2 separate regions of the Homo sapiens genome follow, and region 1 is linked to region 2. A link is an interaction called in ENCODE POLR2A ChIA-PET data of the cell type or tissue named here. Cell type or tissue: OCI-LY7. All regions are shown on one strand. Links, peaks and the distances in the headings refer to the core of each region. The heading gives the core; the rest is flanking DNA.

Region 1 (3,014 bases), core at 335-2,834, 340 kb before region 2:
TGGAGTTTCACTCTTTCACCCAGGCTGCAGTGAAGCGGCATGATCTCAGCTCACTGCAACCTCTGCCTCCCACTGGGTTCAAGCAATTCTCCTGCCTCAGCCTCCAGAGTAGGTGGGATTACAGGTGCCTGCCACCATGCCTGGCTGATTTTTCATTTTTAGTAGAGATGGGGTTTCGCCAAGTTGGCCAGGCTGGTCTCCAATTCCTGACCTCTGGTGATCCACCTGCCTCAGCCTCCCAAAGTGCTGGGATTACACAGGTGAGCCACCACAGCCGGCCTGGAAGCAGTTTTTAATCTACTTTCCAGATATGCTATTCTCTATCTGTCTCTGTTACTTTTACAATCATACACTGTTATCCTCTCTATCCTATCTATCCAAGAGAACTTTCTGCCAAGATAGGATGCCCTGTATCTCTGCTCTTCAATACAGTAGCCATTAGCTGCATGTGGAGATTGAGTGCTTGAAACATGAAGACTGAGCAACTGAACCTTTAATTCTGATTAATTTACATTTAAACTGCTCCATGTGGCCAGTGACTACCCTTATGTACTGGGACAGTACAGTTCTGTATATTTCAAACAGGCTTTCAGGAGAAGCCCTGCAAAGATATGAGGATGTCATTTTACAGAAAGTGAAGTTAAAAGCCTTTACAATTCCTCTGGATCAGTGTTTCTAACTGCGTTGGAGTCACCTGGGGGTTCTGTTAAAATGCAGATTCTGATGTAGGTCTGGGATGTGCCCTGGGATTGTGTGTTTATAACAAGCTCTCATACAATACTAATGCTGCTGGCCACATGCCATACTTAGAGTAGCAAACACTTAAAGTACATTACAGTAATGATAGCAGATTAATTTTCACACTTAAGAATATAAAGAATACAGTAAGTAGAATCCTTTCTTTCACACACTGAAGACACGCCTAGCATTCTCAATGACTATTTGCTATGTCCGCTATATTTAGGCAAATCCAACATAGAAAAAGACACTGGTCATTCAGCAGCATCACCCTTTGGTAAGAAAGGACCCAGAATTCCATACTGCTTAGCATGAGCTAGCTGGAAAGTTTAATGCTTACCTTGATGGTGCAACTCCAACCAAATTTGGACCCAAGCCTCTAAAAAGTGACTTTGGTCCCTCTTTCTCCAAGATCGACCTGAATAATAAGAAAAGACAAACCTTTAAAACCCCTCAGGCAAGGCCTATTAAAAATGATAAAGAGTCAACCTTCTCATTAGTTCCTTGAGAGAATAAAATGTTTGAGAGATGTCAAGCTCGACTCTTATCTGATTTGGTTACAATACAGAATCGGAAGGCTGTAGAATACTGCTATCATTAGCACAGTGAAAAAACATGCCTCAAAAAGCATCAGTTAGACATATTTTCTTTCTCTCCCTTTTTTTTTTCTTTTTGAGATGGAGTCTCGCTCTGTTGCCCAGGCTGGAGTGCAGTAACATGATCTCGGCTCACTGGAACCTCTGCCTCCTGGGTTCTAGCAATTCTCCTGCCTCAGCCTCCCAAGTAGCTGGGATTACAGGCACTCACCACCACACCCAGCTAATTTTGTATTTTTATTTATTTATTATTATTATTTAGACGGAGTTTCACTCTTGTTGCCCAGGCTGGAGTGCAATGGCGTGATCTCGGCTCACTGCAACTTCCGCCCCCCAGGTTGAAGCGTTTCTCCTACCTCAGCCTCCCGAGTAACTGGGATTAAAGGCATGCACCACCACGCTCAGCTAACTTTATATTTTTAGTAGAGATGGGGTTTCTCCATGCTGGTCAGGCTGGTCTTGAACTCCTCACCTCAGGTGATCTGCCCGCCTCAGCCTCACAAAGTGCTGGGATTACAGGCATGAGCCACCACACCCGGCCCAACACAGGAGGAAGCTGTGCAGAGTCTGTACTATACAATGAAATCCTGTGAAAGCAGGATGAGTATCTGGCAGAGGGTGCCACACAGGGAATAATTTCCTCATCATAATAAGATTCACTGAGAAACAGGTTCAGAGATTTCTTTTGGATTTACTGCTTCTAACAATCCTATCTTCTAGATCTTTACCTAATGTAGTAGAATCTTATACAGGGATATAAAGAATAGAGCCAGCTCAGTGCTCATACCTGTAATCCCAGCATTTTGGGAGGTCCAGGTAGGAGGATCACTTGAACCCAGGAGTTCCAGACCAGCCTGAGCAACACAGTATAAACCCCATCTATACAAAAAATGAAAAATATTAGCCAGGTGTGGTGGTGTGTGCCTGTGGTCCCAGCTACTCAGGAGGCTGAGGTAAGAGGATCACTTAGCCTGGGAGGTCAAGGCTGCAGTGAGCCATGATCATGCCACTGCACTCCAGCTTTAGCGACAGAAAGAGACCCCTTGTCTCAAAAATTAAAAACAAAAAAAAAGTTGGCGGGGGAGGGCAGAATTTAAGGAATAGAAAACTAATAATTTTCATGGACGGATGACGGTTATTTAAAACCAAAGCCTAGTATCTCAAGTCCAAAGATTATACCGTGACTGCTTTTCGTTTTTCATTTTCTTTTCTTTGTTTTTTTTTTTTTGAGACAGAGTCTCACTCTGTCACCCAGGCTGGAATGCAGTGGTGCAATCTTGGCTCACTGCAAGCTCCGCCTCCCAGGTTCACACCATTCTCCTGCCTCAGCCCCCCGAGCAGCTGGGACTACAGGCACCCGCCACCACGCCCGGCTAATTTTTTGTATTTTTAGTAAAGACGGGGTTTCACTGCATTAGCCAGGATGGTCTCAATCTCCCGACCTGATGATCCGCCTGCCTTGGCCTCCCAAAGTGCTGGGATTATAGGCGTGAGCCAATGCACCCAGCCAACTGCTTTAATTTTAAACTTTTTTTTTTGTGATGACATACACATAATAGAAAATCTACCATTGTAACCTTTTTTTTTTCTGAGACAGAGTCTCGCTCTGTTGCCCAGGCTGGAGTGCAGTGGCATGATCTCAGCTCACTGCAAGCTCCGCCTCCCAGGTTCATGCCATTC
Region 2 (3,014 bases), core at 363-2,862:
ATCTAAATGAATCATACAATATATGGCCGTTTGTGGCTAAATATGTTATATATAGACACAGGCATATATGTGTGTCTATGTAATGTTTTCAGGGTTCATTCATGTTGTATCGTGTATCACTGCTTCATTCCTTTTTTTTTTTTTCTTTTGAGACAGAGTCTCGCTCTGTTGCTCAGGCTGGAGTGCAGTGGCCTGATCTTAGCTCACTGCAACCTCCGCCTCCCGGGCTGATTCTCAGCCCTCAGCCTCCTGAGTAGCTGGGATTACAGGCATACGCCACCATGCCCAGTTAATTTTTGTATTTTTAGTAGAGACAGGGTCTTGTCATGCTTGCCAGGCTGGTCTTGAACTCCTGGTGTCAAGTGATCTGCTTGCCTCAGCCTCCCAAAGTGCTGGGATTATAGGCGTGAGCCACTTCACCTGGCTGCTTCGTTCCTTTTCATTGCTAAATCATATTTAATTTTATGGATATACACCACATTTTGTTGATCCATTCATTGATGAACATTTAGGTTGTTTCTGCTTTTTACTGTTATGAATAATGTAGTTATGAATATGTGTGTATATGTTTTTCTATAGATGTATGTTTTCATTTTTCTTGGGTGTATACCCATGAGTGGAAGAACTGGGTTAGCTGGTAATTCTTTTTTTTTGAGACAGTCTTGCTCTGTCACCCAGGCTGGAGTGCAATGGCAAGATCTCGGCTCACTGCAACCTCTGCCTCCTGTGTTCAAGCAATTCTCCTGCCTCAGCCTCCCAAGTCGCTGGGATTACAGGCATCTGCCACTATCCCTAGCTAATTTTTTTTTTTTTTTTTTTTAGTAGAAGCAAGGTTTCACCATGTTGGCCAGACTGGTCTCAAACTCCTGACCTCAGGTTATCCACCTGCCTCAGCCCCCCAAAGTACTGGGATTACAGGTGTGAGCCACCGTGCCTGGCTCTTCAGCTGGTAATTCTATGTTTAGCCTTTTCAGGAACTGCAAGACTGTTTCCCAAAGTTACAGCACCATTCTCTGTTCTCACCAGCAGTGTACAGGGGTTCCAATTTCCCCACATCCTCACCAACACTTACTATTGCCTGACTTTTTTTTTTTTTTTTTTTTTTTTTGAGACAGAGTCTCACTCTGTCGCCCAGGCTGGAGTGCAGTGGCACGATCTTGGCTCACCGCAACCTCTGCCTCCCAGGTTCAAGCAATTCTCCTGCCACAGCCTCCCAAGTAGCTGGGATTAAAGGCGTGCGCCACCATGCCCGGCTAATTTTTTTGTATTTTTAGTAGAGATGGGGTTTCACCATGTTGGCCAGGCTGGTTTTGAAATCCCGACCTCAAGTGGTCCGCCTGCCTCGGCCTCCCAAAGTGCTAGGATTACAGGGTGAGCCACCACGCCTGGCCCCAACTTTTTTATTATAGCTATCTGAGTGGGTGTCAGGTGGGAGTTAATTGTCATTTTGCTTTCATGTCCCTGATGGCCTGTGGTGTTGATCATCTTTCATGTGTTTATTGGCCATTGAGTGTCTTCTTTGGAGAAATATCTAGTCAAATTCTTTGCCCAGTTTTCTTTTTTTCTTAAGAGAAGGAGTCTGAGACAGGGTCTGGCTCTGTCACCCAGGCTCAAGTGCAGTGGTGTGATCTCCACTTGCTGCAACGGCAGCCACCAAGGGGGCTCAAGCCATCCTCCCACCTCAGCCTCCATGGTAGCTGGGACCTCAGGTGCGTGCCACCACACCTGGCTGATTTTTCTATTTTTTGTAGAGATGGGATTTCGCCATGTTGCCCAGGGTGATCTGGAACACCTGAGCTCAAGTGATCCACCCACCTCGGCTTCCCAAAGTGCTGGGATTACAGGTGTGAGCCACTGCACCTGCCCACATTTTTCAGGGTTTTTATTTTTGTCTTTTTTAATTGTGTTGTTAGAGTTGTTTATACATTCTAGATACAAATCGCTTACCAAATGTATGATTTGCAAAAATTTTCTCCCATTCTGTGCATTGTCTTTTCACTTTCTTGATGGTGTCCTTTAAAGCTTAAGTGTTTAACCCCCATGATGTTCAGCGTATCTATTGATTTTTGTTTAATCCTGATGATGTTCAGTGTATCTATTTATTTATTTTTGAGATGGACTTTCACTCTTGTTGCCCAGGCTGGAGTGTAATGGCATGATCTTGGCTCACTGCAACCTCTACCTCCTGGGTTCAAATGATTCTCCTGCCTCAGCCTCCCAAGTAGCTGGGATTACAGGCATGTGCCACCACACCCAGATAATTTTTGTATTTTTAGTAGAGATGGGGTCTCATCATGTTGGTCAGGCTGGTCTGGAACTCCTGACCTCAAGTGATCCACCTGCCTCGGCCTCCCAAAGTGCTGGGATTGCAGGTATGAGCCACGGCACCCAGCCATCTATTGATTTTTGTTGCTTGTGCTTTTGGTGTCATAGCTAGTAAAGGCTTTGCCCAATCCAAGCAAAATCATGGAGATTTATGCTTGCATTTTCTTCTTCTAAGAGTTCAGTGGTTTTGGCACTTGCATTTAGGTTTTTGATCATCTTTAGTTAGTTTTTGTAAATGATGTGAGGTAGGGGGTCCAACTCCCTTCGTTTGCATGTGGATATCCCATTGTCCACGGGGACAGCCCAACAATGCAGGCTGTTCCGTGGTATGCTCCAAGAGCTGTGGCTTGCATAGACGTGCAACATGGTATGCCCAAAGTGCCTCCCTGGTCCAGAAGGTAGACCCTGGAAGACCAATGCCTGGCAAATAACAGGCCCTCAAAAACTGTTTGTCAAATGCACGTGGTGTAAGCTAGGGAGCCTGAGCCACCGAGTCCAGGTGCTGGAGTCTCCTTCGCTCTGCAGAGGCTCCAAGGGACTTCAGCTTGGCCACAATCTGTTGGTGCCCCTGGGGAAAAGGGACAAACTATCAGTGCTACTACTTCCTGAGCGGGATCTCAGGAGAAAAAAGCCCCAGATTTTGTTTTGAGGCTGCCTGGGGGAAGGAGAGTCGAGGGAAGAGAAGAGAG

Evidence for each region. Peaks named below come from ENCODE experiments on the same cell type or tissue, not always from the same donor. Only the 100,000 strongest peaks of a DNase experiment are listed, where the experiment ranks them.
Region 1: POLR2A ChIA-PET joins it to region 2 with 5 read pairs; 3 of 35 experiments call an interaction of 5 or more read pairs at or near these places.

What each region holds. Positions count from the first base shown.
Region 1 is chr1:9,565,426-9,568,439 of GRCh38, reverse strand. It overlaps SLC25A33 (solute carrier family 25 member 33), which reads right to left. Exons shown (of 7, transcript NM_032315.3): 3 at 1,079-1,156. Among named protein-coding and RNA genes, the nearest start is that of TMEM201, 22 kb to the left of the region's middle. In OCI-LY7, for the core only: no CTCF peak of the experiment used is centred there; no DNase peak of the experiment used is centred there; H3K27ac peaks cover 844 bases.
Region 2 is chr1:9,225,748-9,228,761 of GRCh38, reverse strand. No RefSeq gene overlaps it. Among named protein-coding and RNA genes, the nearest start is that of H6PD, 7.5 kb to the left of the region's middle. In OCI-LY7, for the core only: no CTCF peak of the experiment used is centred there; no DNase peak of the experiment used is centred there.